4 separate regions of the Homo sapiens genome follow, and regions 1, 2 and 4 are each linked to region 3. The links are chromatin contacts, found by Hi-C or POLR2A ChIA-PET in ENCODE. All regions are on one chromosome and are shown on one strand. Each heading gives the region's core, a stretch centred on a gene start or an enhancer-like site at or near the end of the contact. The rest is flanking DNA. Distances are from core to core; before and after follow the strand shown. Region 1 holds the start of HCAR3 (hydroxycarboxylic acid receptor 3). Region 2 has its middle 48 kb from the start of MIR9902-1. Region 3 overlaps CFAP251 (cilia and flagella associated protein 251). Region 4 overlaps CCDC62 (coiled-coil domain containing 62).

The links. A loop is a pair of places that touch in the nucleus more often than their neighbours do. ChIA-PET counts read pairs that join two places held with the same protein, here RNA polymerase II (POLR2A). Pooled maps may share reads with other maps.
Region 1: a loop to region 3 is called in a map of transverse colon, with 11 times the contacts of the local background. The contact joins the promoter of HCAR3 here to the enhancer-like site in region 3. A Hi-C loop is called at or near these places in 1 of 168 maps with a recorded cell type or tissue (transverse colon), 3 of 37 single-sample maps with no recorded cell type and 5 of 50 pooled maps.
Region 2: a loop to region 3 is called in a pooled map, with 10 times the contacts of the local background. The contact joins two enhancer-like sites. A Hi-C loop is called at or near these places in 2 of 37 single-sample maps with no recorded cell type and 3 of 50 pooled maps. POLR2A ChIA-PET finds 5 or more read pairs at or near these places in 1 of 52 experiments (activated T-cell).
Region 4: a map with no recorded cell type shows a loop between it and region 3 (6-fold over the local background). The contact joins two enhancer-like sites. A Hi-C loop is called at or near these places in 2 of 37 single-sample maps with no recorded cell type and 2 of 50 pooled maps. POLR2A ChIA-PET finds 5 or more read pairs at or near these places in 1 of 52 experiments (PC-9).

What each region holds. Positions count from the first base shown.
Region 1 is chr12:122,713,231-122,719,392 of GRCh38, reverse strand. HCAR3 (hydroxycarboxylic acid receptor 3) reads left to right here and starts at 2,582. Exons shown (of 1, transcript NM_006018.3): 1 at 2,582-4,637. The coding sequence starts at 2,656. The coding sequence ends at 3,819.
Region 2 is chr12:122,644,812-122,651,036 of GRCh38, reverse strand. No RefSeq gene overlaps it. Among named protein-coding and RNA genes, the nearest start is that of MIR9902-1, 48 kb to the left of the region's middle. RefSeq lists enhancers at 3,675-3,734, 3,825-3,894. Within about 2 kb of position 4,101, at least 3 of the 41 ENCODE cell types and tissues checked have a DNase peak (open chromatin) inside an H3K27ac peak, as active enhancers do.
Region 3 is chr12:121,989,199-121,994,722 of GRCh38, reverse strand. The region is part of intron 19 of CFAP251 (cilia and flagella associated protein 251); the gene reads right to left. Among named protein-coding and RNA genes, the nearest start is that of BCL7A, 30 kb to the left of the region's middle. RefSeq lists enhancers at 2,457-2,556, 3,639-3,688. Within about 2 kb of position 2,487, at least 13 of the 41 ENCODE cell types and tissues checked have a DNase peak (open chromatin) inside an H3K27ac peak, as active enhancers do.
Region 4 is chr12:122,811,346-122,816,802 of GRCh38, reverse strand. It overlaps CCDC62 (coiled-coil domain containing 62), which reads right to left. Exons shown (of 13, transcript NM_201435.5): 11 at 3,384-3,533. Among named protein-coding and RNA genes, the nearest start is that of HIP1R, 21 kb to the left of the region's middle. RefSeq lists an enhancer at 3,126-3,205 and a silencer at 4,391-4,566. Within about 2 kb of position 3,327, at least 2 of the 41 ENCODE cell types and tissues checked have a DNase peak (open chromatin) inside an H3K27ac peak, as active enhancers do.

The DNA of each region.
Region 1 (6,162 bases), core at 1,333-3,832, 720 kb before region 3:
AAAGTGTTGGGATTACAGGCGTGAGCCACCGCGCCCGGCCATGCTCTGCTCTTATGAGCTGGGTGGCCCTGAATATTTTATCCTCTCTGAGCTTCACTTTCCTCATTTGAAATCAGAATCAATAATAATACCTTCCACATGGGCTACAGTCAGAGTGAAACAAGCAACTATAAAAGCACTGAGCTCCTGGCTAACATGGTGAAACCCCATCTCTACTAAAAATACAAAAAATTAGCTAGGCGTGGTGGCGGGTGCCTGTAGTCCCAGCTACTCGGGAGGCTGAGGCAGCATGGCGTGAACCCAGGAGGCGGGGCTTGCAGTGAGGCGAGAGCGAGACTTTGTCTCAAAAAAAAAAAAGCACTGAGTATGGGTTCCAGCACATGGGAAGCTCTCTATAATGTAGGTGCCACCATCATCTTCATCATTGTCTTCATCTCACCTGGATCATCATCAAGTACTTGTAGTTCTATGGGAACCTAATATTAGGTCATCCTAACTCTAGTTTACTTGAAGACTCTATAAGCTCCTATTATTGAACCTGCGTTTGCAGCTAAAGAAATAAATTGACATCTTATGGCCGGCAGTGATGGTTCACACCTGTAAGCCCAGCACTTTGGGATGCCAAGGCGGGAGGATCACTTGAAGTCAGGAGTTCAAGACCAGCCTGGCCAAAATGGTGAAATCCATCTCTATTAAAAAATACAAAAATTAGCCAGGCACGGTGGCGGGCACCTGTAGTCTCAGCTACTTGGGAGGCTGAGGCAGGAGAATGACTGGAACCCAGGAGGCAGAGGTTGCAGTGAGCCACTGCACTCCAGCCTGGGCGATAGAGTGAAACTCCATCTCAAAAGAAAAAAAAAAAAAAAGGAAGAAATTTACATTATATAACTCAAAGTAGAAGCAACATAGTTTAGAAGTCTCCTGCATGGAAGAATTCATAAGACCAAAATATTAAAGGGAGAAAACATTCTATAGGATGACACCCAATCGCACTGACAAGCAGAGAAACAATGTGTGCAATGGTGTCCCGCTACAAGGCAGGGTTCCATGTCCTCTTAGGTCCTGTCACTCTAAGTTTAATTTTACAAAAATGGGGGCTTTAAAAATATCACATACTTAGTGGGGGAGGTTTTGCGTGTGTGGAGACAGAGTGCACAGGACCGTCCGTACTTTCTGCTCAATTTTGCTGTGAATCTAAAACTGCCCTAAAAAATAAAGTTCATTAAAAAAAAAAAATCACGGCCAGGCGCAGTGGCTCACGCCTGTAATCACAGCACTTTGGGAGACCGAGGCGGGTGGATCACAAGGTCAGGAGTTCGAGACCAGCCTGGCCAACACAGTGAAACCTCGTCTTTACTAAAAATACAAAAAATTAGCTGGGCGTGGTGGCGCACGCCTGTAGTCCCAGATACTCAGGAGGCTGAGGCAGAAGAATTGCTTGAACCTGGGAGGCGGAGGTTGCAGTGAGCTGAGATTGTTCCACCGTTCTCCAGCCTGGGTGACAGAGTGAGACTCTGTCTCAAAAAAAAAAAATCACATCCTAAGGTCCCAAGGACATAAAACAAGTTAGAGACCTCATCCAGTTTTTTGTTTGTTTCAGGGACCTGCAACCAACTTTCTTACTGACCAGTTTCCTGGGCTGTCTAGAACAGACAGCTTATGGGGTACTAACCCCATGCTCTATCCTAAGGTACCCCTCTTCATGCAGAGCGACACAGAAAAACAAATTTGTAGCACAAAGTACACCCGATTTGCTACAGCTTACAACTAGCCTCATGAATCCTTTTCTCATTAATTCAAAGTTTGCAAAAAAAAGAAATCACATACTTAAATCACTTGAGCACAGAAGCATATCAAAATCTAATATAAACAAACAAAAAACCCAACTTATTTTAACATGCCACTGAAACTGGGCTCAAGTTTTCAAACATCTTATGAAATATTACACTCTCCAGCAGGCTTTTTTTTTTTTCCTAACTGGAGATGAATGGCAGAGTTCTGATATGGAAAAGCACTCCATGTTTGTACAGAAAGGTAGCATAGGAAAAGTGGTCAAATTCAACCAGTCTGTCCTCATCAAACAGGCAACTACTGTCTTCTCAGCATTTCCAAAAGAAATCATATGCCTGCTACTGTTTATGTCATATGCCTGTTAATTTTTCATGCTAATTCTTAGTGTTTCTGGAAAACCTCACTGTTTGGCACCAAAAATTATTATTGCTATTGTTGTTGTTTTGTTAATTATGTCAGCCAAGCAGATGACGGTGAATTAATTCTGCAACGTTGAGTACTCAGTTGGCATACAAGCACCCAGCCTTCCAAAGGGATGTCCTTCATGTTTCACTGATTTTCGAATGACAGTCAGCTTGCCTAAACTTATCCTTTACATTTAAGACATTTGGTGGGTTCCTGTATGCCCAGGGGATTTTTATTATTTGTTTATGCAAACAGCAGGTTGCATAAGAGCCTTGCTGGCTTTTTTTTTTTTTTTTTTAGAGATTTCGTAGTTTCCTGATAACCATTCAGTCATCTATTTCAACACCCTGACATGACATAAAGGCAGGCACGGAACCACACGTTCACCATACAGACACACGCCACTTTGCTGGAGCATTCACTAGGCGAGGCGCTCCATCGGACTCACTAGCTGCACTCATGAATCGGCACCATCTGCAGGATCACTTTCTGGAAATAGACAAGAAGAACTGCTGTGTGTTCCGAGATGACTTCATTGCCAAGGTGTTGCCGCCGGTGTTGGGGCTGGAGTTTATCTTTGGGCTTCTGGGCAATGGCCTTGCCCTGTGGATTTTCTGTTTCCACCTCAAGTCCTGGAAATCCAGCCGGATTTTCCTGTTCAACCTGGCAGTAGCTGACTTTCTACTGATCATCTGCCTGCCGTTCGTGATGGACTACTATGTGCGGCGTTCAGACTGGAAGTTTGGGGACATCCCTTGCCGGCTGGTGCTCTTCATGTTTGCCATGAACCGCCAGGGCAGCATCATATTCCTCACGGTGGTGGCGGTAGACAGGTATTTCCGGGTGGTCCATCCCCACCACGCCCTGAACAAGATCTCCAATTGGACAGCAGCCATCATCTCTTGCCTTCTGTGGGGCATCACTGTTGGCCTAACAGTCCACCTCCTGAAGAAGAAGTTGCTGATCCAGAATGGCACTGCAAATGTGTGCATCAGCTTCAGCATCTGCCATACCTTCCGGTGGCACGAAGCTATGTTCCTCCTGGAGTTCTTCCTGCCCCTGGGCATCATCCTGTTCTGCTCAGCCAGAATTATCTGGAGCCTGCGGCAGAGACAAATGGACCGGCATGCCAAGATCAAGAGAGCCATCACCTTCATCATGGTGGTGGCCATCGTCTTTGTCATCTGCTTCCTTCCCAGCGTGGTTGTGCGGATCCACATCTTCTGGCTCCTGCACACTTCGGGCACGCAGAATTGTGAAGTGTACCGCTCGGTGGACCTGGCGTTCTTTATCACTCTCAGCTTCACCTACATGAACAGCATGCTGGACCCCGTGGTGTACTACTTCTCCAGCCCATCCTTTCCCAACTTCTTCTCCACTTTGATCAACCGCTGCCTCCAGAGGAAGATAACAGGTGAGCCAGATAATAACCGCAGCACGAGCGTCGAGCTCACAGGGGACCCCAACAAAACCAGAGGCGCTCCAGAGGCGTTAATCGCCAACTCCGGTGAGCCATGGAGCCCCTCTTATCTGGGCCCAACCTCAAATAACCATTCCAAGAAGGGACATTGTCACCAAGAACCAGCATCTCTGGAGAAACAGTTGGGCTGTTGCATCGAGTAATGTCACTGGACTCGGCCTAAGATTTCCTGGAACTTCCAGATTCAGAGAATCTGATTTAGGGAAACTGTGGCAGATGAGTGGGAGACTGGTTGCAAGGTGTGACCGCAGGAATCCTGGAGGAACAGAGAGTAAAGCTTCTAGGCATCTGAAACTTGCTTCATCTCTGACGCTCGCAGGACTGAAGATGGGCAAATTGTAGGCGTTTCTGCTGAGCAGAGTTGGAGCCAGAGATCTACTTGTGACTTGTTGGCCTTCTTCCCACATCTGCCTCAGACTGGAGGGGGCTCAGCTCCTGGGGTGATATCTAGCCTGCTTGTGAGCTCTAGCAGGGATAAGGAGAGCTGAGATTGGAGGGAATTGTGTTGTTCCTGGAGGAAGCCCAGGCATCATTAAACAAGCCAGTAGGTCACCTGGCTTCCGTGGACCAATTCATCTTTCAGACAATCTTTAGCAGAAATGGACTCAGGGAAGAGACTCACATGCTTTGGTTAGTATCTGTGTTTCCGGTGGGTGTAATAGGGGATTAGCCCCAGAAGGGACTGAGCTAAACAGTGTTATTATGGGAAAGGAAATGGCATTGCTGCTTTCAACCAGCGACTAATGCAATCCATTCCTCTCTTGTTTATAGTAATCTAAGGGTTGAACAGTTAAAACGGCTTCAGGATAGAAAGCTGTTTCCCACCTGTTTGCTTTTACCATTAAAAGGGAAACGTGCCTCTGCCCCACGGGTAGAGGGGTGCACGTTCCTCCTGGTTCCTTCGCTTGTGTTTCTGTACTTACCAAAAATCTACCATTTCAATAAATTTTGATAGGAGACAGTCTGGCGTTGCTATATCTGGGTTATGGTTCACAGAAATGGACTTCTTACTTAAGCAGAGACCTTTATGGGTTGTTAACTTTGTCCTGGTAGAAAACTACTCCACACTGCAAAGTAAGAAAGAGACACAGACACTGAGCTACATCATGAAACAACTAAGCAGAAATTACACCTGTGTCTAAACAAAGATAGAAAGAGCTGGGATTAAAAATAATTTGGAAGGATAGTACAGATAGGATTGCAAGAGCACTTACATTTTATTAGAGTTTGGTGAATATTGCTCTTCATATTTGTGCATTAAAAAGGGAATCAAGGCCAGGTGCAATGGTTCATGCCTGTAATCCCAGCACTTTGGGGGAGCCAAGGCGGGCAGATCACCTGAAGTAAGGAGTTTGAGACCAGCCTGGACAAAATGGTGAAACCCCACTTCTACTAAAAATACAAGAAAAATTAGCCAGGCATGGTGGCGGCCGCTTGTAGTCCCAGCTACTGGGAAGGCTGGGAGAAGAAGAATTGCTTGAACCCGGGAGGCGGAGGTTGCAGTGAGCCGAGGTGGTGTGCCTGCACTCCAGCCTGGGGGACAGAGCAAGACTTCATCTCAAATAATAATAATAAATAATATAAAAAGGGAATCAAGCCAGGCAGATATTTTTCCATAGGAGGGGGAAGAGCGAGCTTCCTATGGAATGGTTTCAGTTCCCAATTCGGAGAAGGAAAGGAGATGTACTGGTTTGAGTCTGTGATCAGTCCAAGTTTCTGTTACGCTTTCATTTCTAACTCTGTCAGTCCTTGATTATTTGGCAAGACGAGGCTTGCTTCAACCTCCTGACATGAACACAGATAAGGAATTTAGAGACAGGCTCCCAGCTCTGGGTGAATGACAGTAAATGAAGAAAGGTGGATGCTCTGGAATTACCTCTGTGCTTTCAGAGCAGTTGGCTTGTCTGTATCACCAAGCAATGTACAGGTAAAAAGCCAAAAGCAAGGATCACCTTAAAGAGGAAGAGATGTCAGGGATGAGCTCAGAGGAAAATAGGGATTCCCCAGCCTCGGAGGCATGAGTCAGTGGGGAGCCTCGTTGTGAAACGCGGATTCGTTCAAGGGATGAGGTGGTTTGGGGTGTTTGGACCTCCACAGCTCACATTCATTCACTGATTCAGGCATTCCATCAGTTCTTTGTTTTTTTTTTTTTTTTGAGACCGAGTCTCACTCTGTCATCTAGGCTGGAGTGCAGTGGTGTGATCTGGGTTCACTGCAGCCTCTGCCTCCTGGGTTCAAGTGATTCTCCTACCTCAGCCTCCCCAGTAGCTGGGATTACAGGTGTGCACCACCATGCCTGGCTAATTTTTGTATTTTTAGTAGAGATGGGCTTTCGCTGTGTTGCCCAGGCTGGTCTCCAACTCCTGACCTCAGGTGATCCACCTGCCTCAGCCTCCCAAAGTGCTGGGATTACAGGTGTGAGCCACTGTGCCCAGCCTCATTCCATCAGTTTTATGTATTAAGCGCCAACTGTGTGCCAGGCGCTG
Region 2 (6,225 bases), core at 2,852-5,351, 650 kb before region 3:
GGGCCACAGAGCGAGATACTTTATCAAAAAAAAAAAAAAAAAAAAGTCTTAAATCACCTGGAATGTGAGATATTTCCAAAACAATGAGTAAGTGTGCTAAAATAAAAGGAAACAAAACAAAATCCTGCTGACTTTCTGAGGGACCGCCAGGATGAGGACATAGAGCTAAATCTAAACAACTGTCAGGGGCCTGTGGGGTCTGCCTGTGACTCAGCTGCCAAAGAAAGGAAGAGGAAAGAGGAAGAAATGGGCCGGGCTCGGTAACTCAAGCCTGTAATCCCAGGCGGACGGATCATGAGGTCAGGAGATCAAGACCATCCTGGCTAACACGGTGAAACCCCGTCTCTACTAAAAATACAAAAACAAAAAATTAGCCAGGCGTGGTGGCGGGCACCTGTAGTCCCAGCTACTCAGGAGGCTGAGGCAGCAGAATGGCGTGAACCTGGGAGGTGGAGCTTGCAGTGAGCTGTCATTGTGCCACTGCACTCCAGCCTGGGCAACAGAGCAATACTCCGTCTCAAAAAAAAAAGAAGAGGAAGAAATGACCATTGAGAATCTCTCTTCCAGCTGCTCGCATCCACTTTGGAAACCTGTTGATTCTGTAGCTTTTCTATAGATTCAGGGATAATTAAAATGTACATGAGACTGGCCAGGCACGAAACCAGACTGGCCAACATGGTGAAACCCCGTCTCTACTAAAAATACAAAAAAATTAGCTGGGTGTGGTGGTGTGCGCCTGTAATCCCAGCTACTCAGGAGGCTGAGGCAGGAGAATCGTTTGAACCCAGGAGGCGGAGGTTGTAGTGAGCTGCGATTGGGCCTGAGATCACACGACTGCACTCCAGCCTGGGCGACAGAGGGAGACTTCATCTCAAAAAAAAAAAAGTACACGAGATTGAGTAACATTGCTAAAACCTCAAGGCCCCAGGCAGAGGGCTAGGTTCTCGTTTAAAAACCTAAACAACTAACATCTTTGACTATCAAGGAAGAAAACACTAAAGAAACACAGATTGTTGGCCAGGCACGGTGGCTCATGCCTGTAATCCCAGCACTTTAAGACTGAGCCCAGTAGTTTGAGACCAGCCTGGGCAACATAGGAAGACACTGTCTTTATTAAATAAATAAAAGGAAATTTTTAATTATTGTTCTGTGTGTTACCAGGAAGGAAATAAAAGCACATGTTGTTTATTAATTATATTCAGGGATGAAAATTATTAAAGACTTACCCATAAAAATCCAAAGGAGGTTTTGATCACCTTTCAAAAAACTACGGTTTCTGTATTATTCAGCCTTGAAAAGGAAGGACGGCTGGGCGTGGTGGCTCACGCTTGTAATCCCAGCATTTTGGGAGGCCAAGGCGGGTGGATCACCTGAGGTCGGGAGTTCAAGACCAGCCTGACCAACTTGGAGAAACCCCGTCTCTACTAAAAATACAAAATTAGCCAGGTGTGGTGGCGCATGCCTGTAATCCCAGCTACTCAGGAGGCTGAGGCAGGAGAATCACGTGAACCCGGGAGGCAGAGGTTGCAGTGAGCCGAGATCATGCCACTGCACTCCAGCCTGGGCAATAAGAGTGAAACACCGTCTCCAAAAAAAAAAAAAGGAAGAAAGAAAGAAAAGAAAAGGAAGGACATTCTGGCCAGGTGCAGTGGCTGTAATCCTAGCACTTTGGGAGACTAAAGCAGGCAGATCGCTTGAGTCCAGGAGTTCGAGACCAGCCTGGGCAACATGGCAAAAACCTGTCTCTACAAAAAAAATGTGAAAATTAGCCAGGCATGCTGGTGTGCACCTGTGGCCCCAGTTACTTGGGAGGCTCAGGTGGGAGGATCTCTTGAGCTTGAGAGGTCAAGGCTACAGCGAGCTGAGATCACATCACTGCACTCCAGCCTGGGCAACAGAGTGAGTTTCTCTCAGAAAAAACAAATAAAATAAACAAAATTGAAAGGGAAGGACATTTTGGCTCACACTGCAAACATGAATGATCATTGAGGACATTATGCTGAGTGAAATAAGCCAGTCACAAAAGGACGAATCTTGCATGATTCCCCTTATACGAGGTCCTTAGATTAGTTGAATCCAGAGACAGAAAGTAGGATGGTGGTTGCCGGGAGCTGGGGTGAGGAAGAATGGGGAGTCAGTGTTTAATGGGTCCAAAGTTTCAGTTTCACAAGATCGAACTGGAGATGGATGGTAGTGATGATTGTATAAGAAAATAAATGTATTTAATGCCACTGGACTGAACACTTAGAAGTTATTAAGACGGCAAATTTTATGTATACTTTACTATAAGTTTTGTTTTTGAGACAGTCTCACTCTTTCGCCCAGGCTGGAATGCAGTGGCACAATCTCGGCTCACTGCAACCTCAGCCTCCAGGTTCAAGCAATCCTCCTGCCTCAGCCTCCCTAGTAGCTGGGATTACAGACATGTGCCACCATGCCCAGCTAATTTTTGTATTTTTAGTAGAGACGGGGTTTTGCCATGTTGGCCAGGCTGGTCTCGAACTCCTGACCTCAGGTGATCCACCTGCCTTGGCCTCCCAAAGTGCTGGGATTAATTACAGGTGTGAGCCACCGTGCCCGGCCTATTTTACTATAATTTTTAAAAACTAAAACATGGAAATAATATGATTCCTAATCTATACTGGGAATGTTCTGTTACCTGATCTGAGTGTTGTCACACGGGCATGATGACTTCATGAAAGTCTATTATAATTTCTGTATTTTTCTGTATGTTAGTTGACTTCAGTAAAACTTATGATTATTACTTCTATTTATTATTATTATCATCATCATTGTTATTAGAGATGGGGTATCATTATATTGCCCAGGCTGGTCTTAAACTCCTGGGCTCGCATAATCTTCCCACCTTGGCTTCCCAAAGTGCTGGGATTACAGGCGTGGGCGACTGTGTCTGGCCAGATTATTTCTAATCAATAACTACACAGAAAGCACACTGTTATTTAAAGGATTCTATACTTCACCCAAAGGCAGAAGCAGTGGAAATTGAGAAAGGAGGTTGTAGTAGGTTGAAGGTTGAAGAGTGCCCTCTGCTAAATTCATGTCTTCCGGGAACCTCAGAAGGTGACCTTATTTGGAAATGGGGTCTTTGCAGATGGAATTAAGATAAGGATCAAGATGAGATCATATAGGATTAGGGTGGGCAATGACAGTGTCCTTAGAAGAGACAGAAGAGGCCAGACAGAGAAGAAGTCCACATGAAGACAGAAGCAGTGATTGGAGTGACGTGGCCATGAGCCAGGGGATGCCTGGAAAAGACAGAGAAGGATCCTCCCCTAGAGACTTTGGAGAGAGTGTGGATCTGCTGGCAGCTTGATTGCTGACTTCTGGCCTCCAGAACTATGAGAAAATAAACTTCTGTTGTTTTGGCGAGGCATGGTGGCTGACACCTGTAATCCCAGCACTTTGGGAGGCCAAGAGCAGGTGGATCACTTGAGGTCAGGAGTTAAAGAACAGCCTGGCCAACATGGCGAAACCCTGTCTCTACTAAAAATTAGCCGTGTGTGGTGGCACATGCCTGTAATTCCAGCTACTTGGGAGGCTGAGGCAGGAGAATCGCTTGAACCCGGGAGGTGGAGGTTGCAGTGAGCCAAGATCACGCCATTGCACTCCAGCCTGGGGGACAGAGTGAGACTCCATCTCCAAAAAAAAAAAAAAGCCAACAAAAAACATCTTTTTCATTGTTTCTTACAACCCTTATCACTTACGTTTTCATTTCACCCTCGCTGTCAGCTTCCCTTTGTCCTTCCGAAAGCACAGAAGTAAAAATGAAACATAGAAAAATCCCACCGGTAATCTAGACCGAGCCAGAAGAATGTACCTTTCTGAGAAAAGACCACCCATCAATAGATCTGCACGTGGGGATCTTGTGTTTACATGCCAAACTCGTGAATGGTAGAGCTGTCACCCTAAATGTGGTACCCTGTGGCCGGTTATGAGTCATTAAAAAAAAGGGAGACAGAGATTCACCGGCACATGTGTTCATACTGCTTGATGATGAAACTTTTCTTAGATCTGACCAAAACACCAACTGCCAAGCACATGGCACCACGGGGAAGGGGGAGGGATGAAGTTTTGTAAATTACCACTTCTTCTTTTGAGGTATGAAATATAATGTGGGTTATGAGTAATGTACCCTTTTAAGATATAACCAAGTTACCAAGCCTACCTAAATAACATCAGAAAACATGAGTTGACAATCATTTGGTTTTGAGGTAATAACATTTCCTCCTGATTCATTACATTAGCTCTTTGAATATAAGGAATGTCCTAATGCTTCCTACATATATGTATATTCATATTAAATGAGACAGTTTCAAGCAATTCCAGGAACTTGGATATTAAGTAACTATCATGTCATAAAGAGGGAGTGGGAGTTAGTTAGGCAAAGAGGGAAGGGGAGCAAAGACTTGAAACAGCATGAAACGTGCAGAGAATTGTATCCCGGATACAAGACAGGGAGTGAAAAAGTCTGACCAGAGAGTCTTTTTTTTTGTTGTTAATTTGTATTTTTGTTTATTTATTTATTTTTGAGACAGTCTTGCTCTGTTGCCCAGGTTGGAGTGCAATGGTGCAATCTTGGCTCACTGCAATCTCCGCCTCCCAGGTTCAAACAATTCTCCTGCCTCAGCCTCCCCAGTAGCTGGGATTACAGGCACGCGCCACCACGCCCAGCTAATTTTTGTATTTTTAGTACAGATGGGGTTTCACCATGTTGGCCAGGCTGGTCTCAAACTCCTGACCTGAAGTGATCCACCTGCCTCAGCCTCCCAAAGTGCTGGGATTATAGCTGTGAGCCACCGTGCCAGCCTTTTGTTGTTAATTTTTAATTTTTAACTTTTAGGTACATAGTAGGTGTATATATTTATGGGATACATGAGATATTTTGACACAGGCATGCCATGCGTAATAATCTCATCAGGGTGAATGGGGTGTCCATCACCTTAAACATTTATCCTTTGGGTTACAAACAATTCAGTTATACTCTTTTAGTTATTTTAAAATGTACAATTAAATTATGTTGACTATAGTCACTCTGTTGTGCTATCAATACCAGGTCTTATTCATTCTTTCTATTTTATTATTATTATTATTATTATTTTTGAGACGGAGTTTCACTCTTGTTGCCCAAGCTGGAGTGCAATGGCGTGATCTCAGCTCACTGCAACCTCTGCCTCCTGGGTTCAAGCGATTCTCCTGCCTCAGTCTCCCGAGTAGCTGGGATTACAGGCACGTGCCCCCACGCTCAGCTAATTGTTTGTATTTTTAGTAGAAACGGGGTTTCACCATGTTAGCCAGGCTGGTCTTGAACCCCTGACCTCAGGTGATCCACCCGCCTCGGCCTCCTGAAGTGCTGGGATTACAGGCATGAGCCACCGTGCCCCGCCCATTCTTTCTATTTTCTGTACCCATTAGCCATCCCCACGTCCCCCTCCTCCCCCAACTCCACTACCCTTCCCAGCCTCTAGTAACCATCCTACTCTCTATCTCCATGAGTTCGATTGTTTCAATTTTTAGCTCTCACAAATAAGTGAGAGCTTGTGAAGTTTGTCTTTCTGTACCTGGCTTATTTCATTTAACAGAATGACCTCCAGTTTCATCCATGCTGTTGCAAATGACAGGACCTTATTCTTTTTTATGGCTGAATAGTACTCCATTGTGTATATGTAGCATATTTTCTTTATCTGTTGATGGACACTTAGGTCTCTTCAAGTCTTAGCTATTGTGAATAGGGCTGCAATAAACATGGAGTGCAGCTATCTCTTCCATATACTGATTTCCTTTCTTCTAGGTATACACTCAGTAGTGGGATTGCTGGATCATATGGTAGCTCTATTTTAAGTTTGTTAAAGAACCTCCAAACTTCTCCATAGTGGTTGCACTGATATGGGAGTGCTGGGAGGGGAAGAGCGTGGTCCCTTTAAATGATATGGAAGGGGGGAAGGGAAATGCTGGGTAAAGGAGGGTGTGGTAACTGGCTAGGGCTCCACCCCTACGGACCTAGGTAAGGACAGGCACTCCTGCCTTCCGCGCCCAAATGTTGCATTTCCCATGACTACTCTGGCCCCCCATGCCCCCATCCTGTGCCTATAAAAACCCGAGACCGGCCAGGCGCTGTGGCTCATGCCTGTAATCCCAGCACTTTGGGAGGCTGAGGCGGACGGATCACGAGGTCAGGAGATCAAGACCATCCTGGCTAACACGGTG
Region 3 (5,524 bases), core at 1,238-3,737:
ACCGCCCTTAATCCATTTAACCCTGAGTGGACACAGCACATGTTTCAGAGAGCACAGGGTTGGGGGTAAGGTCACAGATCAACAGGATCCCAAGGCAGAGGAATTTTTCTTAGTGCAGAACAAAATGAAAAGTCTCCCATGTCTACTTCTTTCTACACAGACACGGCAACCATCCGATTTCTCAATCTTTTCCCCACCTTTCCCGCCTTTCTATTCCACAAAGCCGCCATTGTCATCCTGGCCCGTTCTCAATGAGCTGTTGGGCACACGTCCCAGACGGGGTGGTGGCCGGGCAGAGGGGCTCCTCACTTCCCAGTAGGGGCGGCCGGGCAGAGGCGCCCCTCACCTCCCGGACGGGGCGGCTGGCCGGGCAGGGGGGCTGACCCCCCCCACCTCCCTCCCGGACGGGGCGGCTGGCCGAGCGGGGGGGCTGACCCCCCCACCTCCCTCCCGGACGGGGCGGCTGGCCGGGCAGAGGGGCTCCTCACTTCCCAGTAGGGGCGGCCGGGCAGAGGCGCCCCTCACCTCCCGGACGGGGCGGCTGGCCGGGCGGGGGGGCTGACCCCCCCCACCTCCCTCCCGGACGGGGCGGCTGGCCGGGCAGAGGGGCTCCTCACTTCCCAGTAGGGGCCGCCGGGCAGAGGCGCCCCTCACCTCCCGGATGGGGCGGCTGGCCAGGCGGGGGGGCTGACCCCCCCCCCACCTCCCTCCCGGACGGGGCGGCTGGCCGGGCGGGGGGCTGACCCCCCCACCTCCCTCCCGGACGGGGTGCTGGCCGGGCAGAGGGGCTCCTCACTTCCCAGTAGGGGCGGCCGGGCAGAGGCGCCCCTCACCTCCCGGACGGGGCGGCTGGCCGGGCGGGGGGGCTGACCCCCCCCACCTCCCTCCCGGACGGGGCGGCTGGCCGGGCGGGGGGCTGACCCCCCCACCTCCCTCCCGGACGGGGTGCTGGCCGGGCAGAGGGGCTCCTCACTTCTCAGACGGGGTGGTTGCCAGGCAGAGGGTCTCCTCACTTCTCAGACGGGGCGGCCGGGCAGAGACGCTCCTCACCTCCCAGACGGGGTCTCGGCCGGGCAGAGGCACTCCTCACATCCCAGATGGGGCGGCGGGGCAGAGGCGCTCCCCACATCTCAGACGATGGGCGGCCGGGCAGAGACGCTCCTCACTTCCTAGATGTGATGGCGGCTGGGAAGAGGCGCTCCTCACTTCCTAGATGGGATGGCGGCCGGGTGGAGACGCTCCTCACTTTCCAGACTGGGCAGCCAGGCAGAGGGGCTCCTCACATCCCCGACGATGGGCGGCCAGGCAGAGACACTCCTCACTTCCCAGACGGGGTGGCGGCCGGGCAGAGGCTGCAATCTCGGCACTTTGGGAGGCCAAGGCAGGCGGCTGGGAGGTGTAGGTTGTAGTGAGCCGAGATCACGCCACTGCACTCCAGCCTGGGCACCATTGAGCACTGAGTGAACGAGACTCCGTCTGCAATCCCGGCACCTCGGGAGGCCGAGGTTGGCGGATCACTCGCGGTTAGGGGCTGGAGACCGGCCCGGCCAACACAGCGAAACCCGGTCTCCACCAAAACCAGTCAGGCGTGGCGGCGCGTGCCTGCAATCGCAGGCACTCGGCAGGCTGAGGCAGGAGAATCAGGCAGGGAGGTTGCAGTGAGCCGAGATGGCAGCAGTACAGTCCAGCTTCGGCTCCGCATGAGAGGGAGACCGTGGGGAGAGGGAGAGGGAGAGGGAGACGGAGAGGGAGAGGGAGTGGGAGAGGGAGAGGGAGAGCTCTTGTGATTATATTTTTCTATGCACTTGCTAATTACAATACATGTAATCATAACATAAGATAAATTATAATTTGGCTGGGTGGGGTGGCTTACGCCTGTAATCCCAGCACTTTAGGAGGCTGGAGTGGGTAGATCGTTTTAGGAGCTTGAGACAGCCTGGGCTGTGAAATCCTGTCTCTACAAAAAAGACAACAAATTAGCTTGGCGTGGTGGCGCATGTGCCTGTAGTCCCAGCTACTTGGGAGGCTGAGATGGGAGGATCACCTGAGCCCGGGAGGTGGAGGCTGCACTGAGCCGTGATTGTGCCACTGCACTCCAGCCTGGGCAACAGGAGTGAGGAGTAAGACCCTGTCTGAAAAAGAAAAAAAAAAGAAATAATATATATAAATATATATAAATTACCAATGTAATATATGATTTAACTCAGTTCAGAACAGGAGACTAAGACGACAAAAGGAATTCATAAGGGCCTGAGTTACTCATACCCAGAGAGTTCCAAAGAGCTCAGCAAACATTCACAGCACAAACCACTCAGCATGTGATTCACCTCTTACTCTCTCTTCCCGTATGACTGATCAAGAATCACTACTCAACAAGCACGGAGTTGGCAGCTTCGGCATCACTGACATTTCCTTCCTGAGCCGACTTCGCAAGTGTTCGTTGAAAAGGCAGGTTCTGCTACTTGTCTGAACAAAGTTCATGCTTGGGAGAGGAACCTCGGAGCTGGAAATAGAACGCAGAGCTTGTTCTGAACGCCCCCGTGTGAAGATGGCTTGAGAGAAGCAGGAGTCCTAGCTGAGCGGCCCAGACGCACTGGTGGTTGTCAGTCAGCCTGGCCTTTGATTGGCATTCTCACGCCTGCTAAGGCGGGGCTTTATTCCATTCACCTGGAGAGCTTAAACAGTTCTGAGGCCCAGATCCTATTCCCTGAGAACCTGATTTTTTTTTTTAGATGATAGTCTCACTCTGTCGCCCAGGCAGGAGTCCAGTGGCGTGATCTCGGATCACAGCAACCTCCACCTCCTGAGTCCAACCAATTCTCCTGCCTCAGCCTCCCAAGTAGCTGGGACTACAGGCGCGCGCCACCACAGCTGGCTAATTTTTGTATTTTTAGTAGCAACAGGGTTCCTACTGTTGGCCAGGCTGGTCTCAAACTCTTGACTTCAAGTGATCTGCCTGCCTCGGCCTCCCAAATTGCTGGGATTACAGGAATGAGCCACCACAACCAGCTGAGATCCTGATTTAATTGGTCTGGGGACCAAATTTTTGGAAGCTTCTCATTCGAATGATTTGAATGCGTAGCCAAGCTTGAGAAACATGGCTGGAAGGCAAAGGCTCGCTGACATGTCAGGCTTCACAATGACCGGGAGGTCTTGTTCAAACAGACTGCTGGTCCCACCTGGGGGGTTTCTGAGTCTGGGATAGGGTCTGACCATTTGCATTTCTTGTAAGTCCCTAGGTCACGTGAAGTCAATCCTGTTGGTCTGGGGACCACACTTTGAATACTGCTGCTCTTAGACCACAGGGGTTCACGGAGGTGATACTGGTGCCAAAATGAATCAGCCCCAAGCTTGTGACTTTCAGTAGAGAGTAATAATGGGTGGCAGCTGCGGTGCACGCTCTAATTCTTTGGGCTCACATCTGTTTTCCCCATTAAGCTGTAGCCAGAGCTTTCATCTCTATTTCCCCGGCAGCTTAGTTCAGAGCCTGGCACATTATAGAGGCTCAGAGAAATGTTTACTGAATGGATAGATAGATGGATGAATGGATGAATGAATGAATGATGAAGTAAATAATGTGGACACAAGTGAGGCCACAAAAAGAATTCTCTTGAAACTCACAAGAAGCTTAGAATAATCATTTAGTGCCCTAGTTAATTTTACTCGATTTACTAGTAGTTACTGAGCATTTGGTTTAGTGCAAAGCCAATGAAATACAAGTCTCTCAATTATTACTAGAACAGTTCTGCATTCTGGTTTTCAATCTTAGTCACTGGGGTCAGCAAATATTTATTCAGTGTCTATTAAGGTCTGGGCCATGTGAAGAGATGCTCAAGAGACGATATACACAAGGAAAGCGAACTAACAGGCTCCATCGCCAAGGTCCTCAGCCCTGGCTGCCTGGGGCTTTAAAAACTGTCCATGCTTAGACTCCACCCCTAGGTTCTGTTGCACAAGGCTGGGGCCCAGGTGTAAAAATCAGGTGTAAAAATACTGATGTATTTTTTTAAGTGCCCTCAACTGATTTTAAAAGGTTGGCTACCGTGGCTCTAGAAGATTCAGTGCCAAGATGCAGGAGAACATCATCAAAGGTTGGAGGAGCTCTCAGCCAGGTGGGCTTCGGGAAGGCTTCCTGGAAGAGGTGGGCCTACTGCAGAGCCATGAAGGGTTTGGCCAGTAGGAGGTCAGAGGAAGACACTGTATGCTGGGAAACAAGCATGAGGAGGAGGGTGCAGAGGAGGTGCCCACCCCGAGCCCATGCACCCAATTCTAGACCACACTCTGGGTACCTGAACCCGAGGCTTCTCTCCCCTACATAACCTAAGCCCACTTCCGGGGCCCATGGGGATCTCACCCTCCTGAGGCCAACCTGTGCCCCTGGTGTTGCCCACCCATAGGCCTGAAGGGTGCCCCGGGGCTGCTGTTTGGAGAGTATAGAGAAGGGTCCACCTCCTGAATGCCATGCACACAGTGGCCAGGGATGGGGTCAGAGCTGGGAGGACACATGGGGCAGGCCCAGCTTGGCTTGGCCCTGCATGCTGCCCATTCGGGTGTGAACTTTGAATCAGCTCATGTTGAAGGTTGAACTGTCAAGGGGGAATATTTATTTATCAGCTTGTTGCTTGATTGGTAACTTTTAAACATTTAGACATACAGCATCTGGGCCTCTGTTGCCCCGACTGCTCCAGGCCCCAAGACATGAGGGTGGCCTCTTGGTGGTGGGCTGGAGTCCCCTCACCCGAGAGCATCTTATTTCTGCCTCTGTCATTGATGACGCAGGCCTTTGGGTCTGTGATCCCTGCTGTCAGCCTCAGGAAGCCATTGATGTCCTTAGAATTATGTTCTATAATTAAGTTTTACAACCTCCCTATTAAATGGAGAGGAACACGATATATTTGAACTGGGGCCATTCCTTGTTTTTATAAGCAGGCTCCTGGTGGGGGCAGGTTTGCTTTTCTAATGGTTTCATGGACCAGTAGGACTGGGAGCACTCACCCTCTTCCCCACGCCCTCTTCCCAACGCACAATACCCTCTAGAACATTCTCAACTAATGGGGCACAGTGTCTTGTTCCCACTCATCATCTTCACTCATACCCTCCCCTGGTCACCCCCTGCATCTCCTCGCTGACCCGGGGCAGGGAGTAGTGGGCTGAGGAGGGGGCGTAAGGGCTGGGCAGCGTCACTGCATGGCCACATCTGGAGACCCCTGTGAGCGCCCCCTCTGCGATTCATGCAACACTGTGACCCCAACTGCTCCATACCTCCCTCCAGGAACTAGATCTGGATGGCGACTGCCTCTTTTTCCAGGAGTGGGGCATGCATGCACAGTTCTGCCCTCTGGACGCAGTCTCAGGTGACAGCAGCCAAGGCCTGGCCTGGTGCTCTTGCCCACTGTCTTCTACTCCATGTGAACAACACCCATTCACAGGGCCCTTTAGAGTGACTGTCACCCTGCCCTGCATCAGAGCCCAGGTCTCAAACACCTCCAGGGACTCTTCCCTTCCCAGTGAATGTTTTCAAAGG
Region 4 (5,457 bases), core at 2,078-4,577, 820 kb before region 3:
CACCAAATTGTACACTTTAGAAGGGTGAATTGTATGTAAATAATAAAATGTGAATTCTGTCTCTCTTTTTGATATAGGGTCTCACTCTGTCACCCAGGCTGGAATGCAGTGGCAAGATCATGGCTCACCACAGTCTTGACCTCCCAGGATCAAGTGATCCTCCTACCTCAGCCTCCTGAGTTGCTGGAACTACTGGTGCATGGCAGTGTGTCCAGCTAATTAAAAAAAATTTTTTATTTTGTAGAGGTGGGGTTTTTCAATGTTGCCCAGAGTGGTCTCAAACTCCTTGGCTCAAGTGATCCATCTGCTTTGGCCTCCCAAAGTGCTGGGATTACAGGCATTAGCCACCATGGCTGGCCTATATCTCAATTAAAAAAATGTATTTTAAAGAAATAGCTGCCAAAGAATGACTAGAAAAGTCATAAAGGTTCTCCCCAGACACAGGGGAAGAAGCAGCCTCACTGCATACATTTAAAGGGATAGCTAAGCACCAAAATAGTTTTGTCATTAAAAACCTTCCTCTGCCCCAATATAAATGCAACGCTTCACTAATGCCTCAGAGACAGCTTGTGAAGAAGAAATCTTCCTAGGAAACACCAGAGTCCATCACGGTTTCCACTTTGAAAAGTTTATATGGCACACATGGTATACTTTGAAAAATTTCTAGTTTTGGATCCTGTTCTGCTTTAAGGTAATCTCTGCAACTACCTGTTTAGGCTCATGGCAGTGAGCATCTTGATTCTAAAATGATTAATGTTCTAGTTTTGGATCTATTCGCGGCACATAGAAACTGCTCCAGGGAACTCTGAATCTAACAAAATACCAATCTGAAGGACTAAGCAAGAATTGCCATCAGAGAGCATTTCGTGAAATAAGGCAAAGATGTTTGCTCCCCTGCTTCTATTCAACACTCATCTGGAGGTCCTAGCCAGAGCAGTAAGGGAAGAAAATGAAATAAGGCATAAATATTGGAAAAAGGAATAAAACTGTCTCTATTCATGAATGACATGATTGTGTAGAAAATCCTAAGGAATCTACAAAAAAACTACTAGAATAGGCTGGGTGTGGTGGCTCACGTCTGTAATCCCAGCATTTTGGGAGGCTGAGGCGGGCGGATCACAAGGTCAGGAGATGGAGACCATCCTGGCTAACACGGTGAAAGCCCGTCTCTACCAAAAAATGCAAAAAATTAGCCGGGTGTGGTGGCGGGCGCCTGTAGTCCCAGCTACTCGGGAGGCTGAGGCAGGAGAATGGCGTGAACCCGGGAGGCGGAGCTTGCAGTGAGCCGAGATCGCGCCACTGGCACCAAGGCCTGGGCGACAGAGCGAGACTCCGTCTCAAAAAAGAAAAAAAAAAACCTGTTAAGTTGGAAGTAATCAAAATTTTAAATTTCGCTTTTTAAAAGACACTGTTAAGAAAAGCCAGGCCAGGCACAGCGGCTCACGCCTATAATCCCAGCACTTTGGGAGGCTGAGGCAGGAGGATTGCTTGAACCCAAGAGTTTGAGACCAGCCTGGGCAACATTGTGGGACCCTGTTTCTACAAAAAATAAAAACATCAGCTGGGTGTGGTTTCGTGTACGTGTAATCCCAGCTACTCAGGAGGCTGAGGTGGGAAGATCACTTGAGCCTGGGAGTTGGAGGTTCAAGTTGGCCCTGCATTCCAGCCTGGGTGACAGAGCAAGACTGTCTCTAAAAAACAAATAAATAAGCTGAGCATGGTGGCTCATGCTGATAGTCCCAACACTTTGGGAGGCTGAGGCAGGAGGATTACTTGAGGCCGGGAGTTCAAGCAGCCTGGCAAACAGAGTGGGCATGGCAGTGCGTGCCTGTGGTCCCAGCTACTTGGGAGACTGAGGTGGGAGGATTGCTTGAGCCCAGGAATTTGAGGCTGCAGTGAGCTGTGATCACGCCTGCGAATAGCTACTGCACTCCAGCCTGGGCAACAGAGGAAGATGCTGTCTCAAAAATAAATAAATACACAAAATTAAAATTAGGCCGGGCAGGGTGGCTCATGCTTGTAATCCCAACACTTTGGGAGGCCAAGGCAGGTGGATCACTTGAGGTCAGGAGTTCGAGACCAGCCTGGTCAACATGGTGAAACCCCGTCTCTAATAAAAATGCAAAAATTAGTGAGGCATGGTGGCAGGTGCCTGTAATCTCAGCTACTTGGGAGGCTGAAACAGGAGAATTGCTTGAACCCAGGAGGCAGAGAATTGCAGTGAGCTGAGATCGTGCCATTGCACCCCAGCCTGGGCAACAAGAGCAAAACTCAGTCTCAAAAAAAAAAAAAAAAAAATTAAAAGTCCATATCTGTTAGAGAGACATCATGATCATGAAATATTTATGAGTGACATGATATGATGCTGAGCTAAAATGCTTCCAAAGAAAACGTGTATGGATGGGGTAAGATAAAATCGATGGTGGTCAAAGGTGAGTGACCGTGCCATTCTTTCCACTTCAGTGCATATTTGAAATTTTCTTTCTTTCTTTCTCTCTCTCTTTTTTTTTTTTTTTTTTTTTTGAGGTGGAGCTTTGCTCATTGCCAAGGCTGGAGTGCAATGGCACAATCTCGGCTTACCATAACCTCCACCTCCGGGGTTCAAGCAATTCTCCTGTCTCAGCCTCCCGAGTAGCTGGGATTACAGGCATGTGCCACTATGTCCGGCTAATTTTGTATTTTTAGTAGAGACGGGGTTTCTCCATGTTAGTCAGGCTGGTCTTGAACTCCTGACCTCAGGTAATCCACCCGCCTCGGCCTCCCAAAGTGCTGGGATTACAGGCATGAGCCACCACGCCCGGCCTTGAAACTTTCTATAATAAAATTTGGTTTTTTAAAACATTTCCAGCTGGCCGTGGTGGCTCACGCCTGTAATCCTAGCACTTTGGGAGGCCAAGGTGGGTGGATCACTGGAGATCAGGAGTTTGAGACCAGCCTGGCCAACATGGTGAAACCCTGTCTCTACTAAAAATATAAAAATTAGCCGGGCATGGTAGAGTAGGCCTTTAGTCCCAGTTACTTGGGAGGCTGAGGCAGGAGAATCACTTGAACCCGGGAGGTGGAGGTTGCAATGAGCTGAGATCGTGCCACTGCACCTCAGCCTGGGCGACAAGAGCAAAACTCTGTACCCGCCCCCTCCAAGAAAAAAGTCCCCAAGAATTTATCTTCATATGCCCCAGATCATTAGAAAGAGGAAGTTTGGGTCCAGTGACATCTAAGTGTAACTTTTTCCTCCTTAAAACAAGCATGTTCCCTTTCCTCCCTAGAGACACAGAAACTCTCCCTCTAACAGAAAGGCCGCCCTGCCGGTGATATTTGCACACTGGTGTTCAGTGGTGTGTTTGGATGTGACAAATATAGTCAAGAGAAAATGAAACGCATACATTTGTGGCACTGCCAGTGAGATTCTCATGGCTGATGGGCAGCAGTGTGCTCAGCTCCAGGTCCGTCACCATCTGACGAGATTCCGCCAGCAAACGCTGGAGCTTGCTCGTGGGCGAGAAATCATCCTGGGAGGGTAACACAATTGAAGCCTACAGGAAATTAAGAGGCACCTTTAAATGCTTAGGTTTACAAACACAAATGCTAACTACCTAGGAATATTGTTTTCTTTTTTCTTTCTCTTGCTCTGACGCCCAGGCTGAAGTGCAGTGGCACAATCACAGCTGATTGCCTCAAGCTCCTGGGCTCGAGTGATCCTCCTGCCTCAGCCTCCTGAAAAGCTGGGACCATAGGTGTGTGCAACCACACCGAGCAATTTTTTTTTTGGTAGAGGTGGGATCTCACTATGTTGCCCAGGCTGGTCTTGAACTCCTGGCCTCAAGTTACCCTCCTGCCTCGGCCTCCCAAAGTGCTGGGGTTATAGGCGTGAGCCACTACACCCGATCACCTGTGAATATTTCTTTGTCTTTAGGTGTTACAAAGCAAAGCTGGACATCAAATAGTAGAATAAGAATAACTAAATTCATTCCTTTTCTTTCTTTCTTTCTTTCTTTCTTTCTTTCTTTCTTTCTTTCTTTCTTTCTCTCTCTCTCTCTCTCTCTCTCCCTCCCTCTCTCTCTCTTTCTTTTTTTTTTTTTTTGAGACGGAGTCTCGCTCTGTCACCCAGGCTGGAGTGCAGTGGCATCATCTCGGCTCACTTCAAGCTCCACCCACCTCAGCCTCCCAAGTAGCTGGGACTACAGGCACCCACCACCATGCCTGGCTAATTTTTTTTTGTATTTTTTAGTAGAGACGGGGTTTCACCACGTTAGCCAGAATGGTCTCAATCTCCTGACCTCGTGATCTGCCTGCCTCAGCCTCCCAAAGTGCTGGGATTACAAGTGTGAGCCACCGCACCCGGCCTCTTTTTTTTTTTTTTGAGACGGAGTTTTGCTCTTGTTGCCTAGGCTGGAGTGCAATAGTGTAACCTCAGCTCACTGCAACCTCCACCTCCCGGGTTCAAGTGATTCTCCTGCCTCAGCCTCCCGAGTAGATGCGGCTACAGTTGCCCGCCACCACACCTGGCTAATTTTGTATTTTTAGTAGAGACAGGGTTTCACCATGTTGGCCAGGCTGGTCTTGAACTTCTGACCTCCAGTGATCCATCCGCCTCGAACTCCCACAGTGCTAGGATTACAGGCGTGAGCCACTGCACCCAGCCCCCTTTATTTCTTAGAACCTACTCAGTTAAATAATTTGACTTAAACAGAACTTACTACAGCTAATGAAGTAACACCCATGCGATAAAAGAATCCTAGGCATTGGTTAACTCTCCTCAACCAACTTGTCAATGCTGTATTTAGCATGTCAAAATACTTGCAAAATAGGACAACATTAAAGGCTTATAAGCCTTGAAAAATATGTGGGTATGTGCCTTCGTTTATTCCTATTAAATTTCAACTTTGGGATGTGAAGTTTGGCATGAAAATTAGTCACTGCCAATTGCTCTTAAAGGGGCCTAGACTGAATTTTTTTTTTTTTTTTTTTTTTTTTTTTTTTTGCAGATGGAGTCTCACTCTGTTGCCAGGCTGGAGTGCAGTGGCGTGATCTCAGCTCACTGCAACCTCCAACTCCCGGGTTCAAGCAATTCTCCTGCCTTTCAGCCTCCCGAGTAGCTGGGACTACAGGCATGTGCCACCACGCCCAGCTAATTTTTGTATTTTTCGTAGAGACGGGGTTTCACCATGTTGGTCAGGATGGTCTCGATCTCCTGACCTTAGGTGATCCCCCTTCCTTAGCCTCCAAAAGTGCTGCGAGTACAGGCATGAGCCACCACCTGATTTTTTTTTTTTTTTAAGAAAACTTAATTTCAGCCGGGCACGGTGGCTCACGCCTGTAATCCCAGCACTTTGGGAGGCTGAGGCGAGCAGATCACCTGAGGTTGGGAGTTTGAGACCAGCCTGACCAACATGGAGAAACCCCGTCTCTACTAAAAATACAAAATTAGCCGGGCGTGGTGGCACATGCCTGTAATCC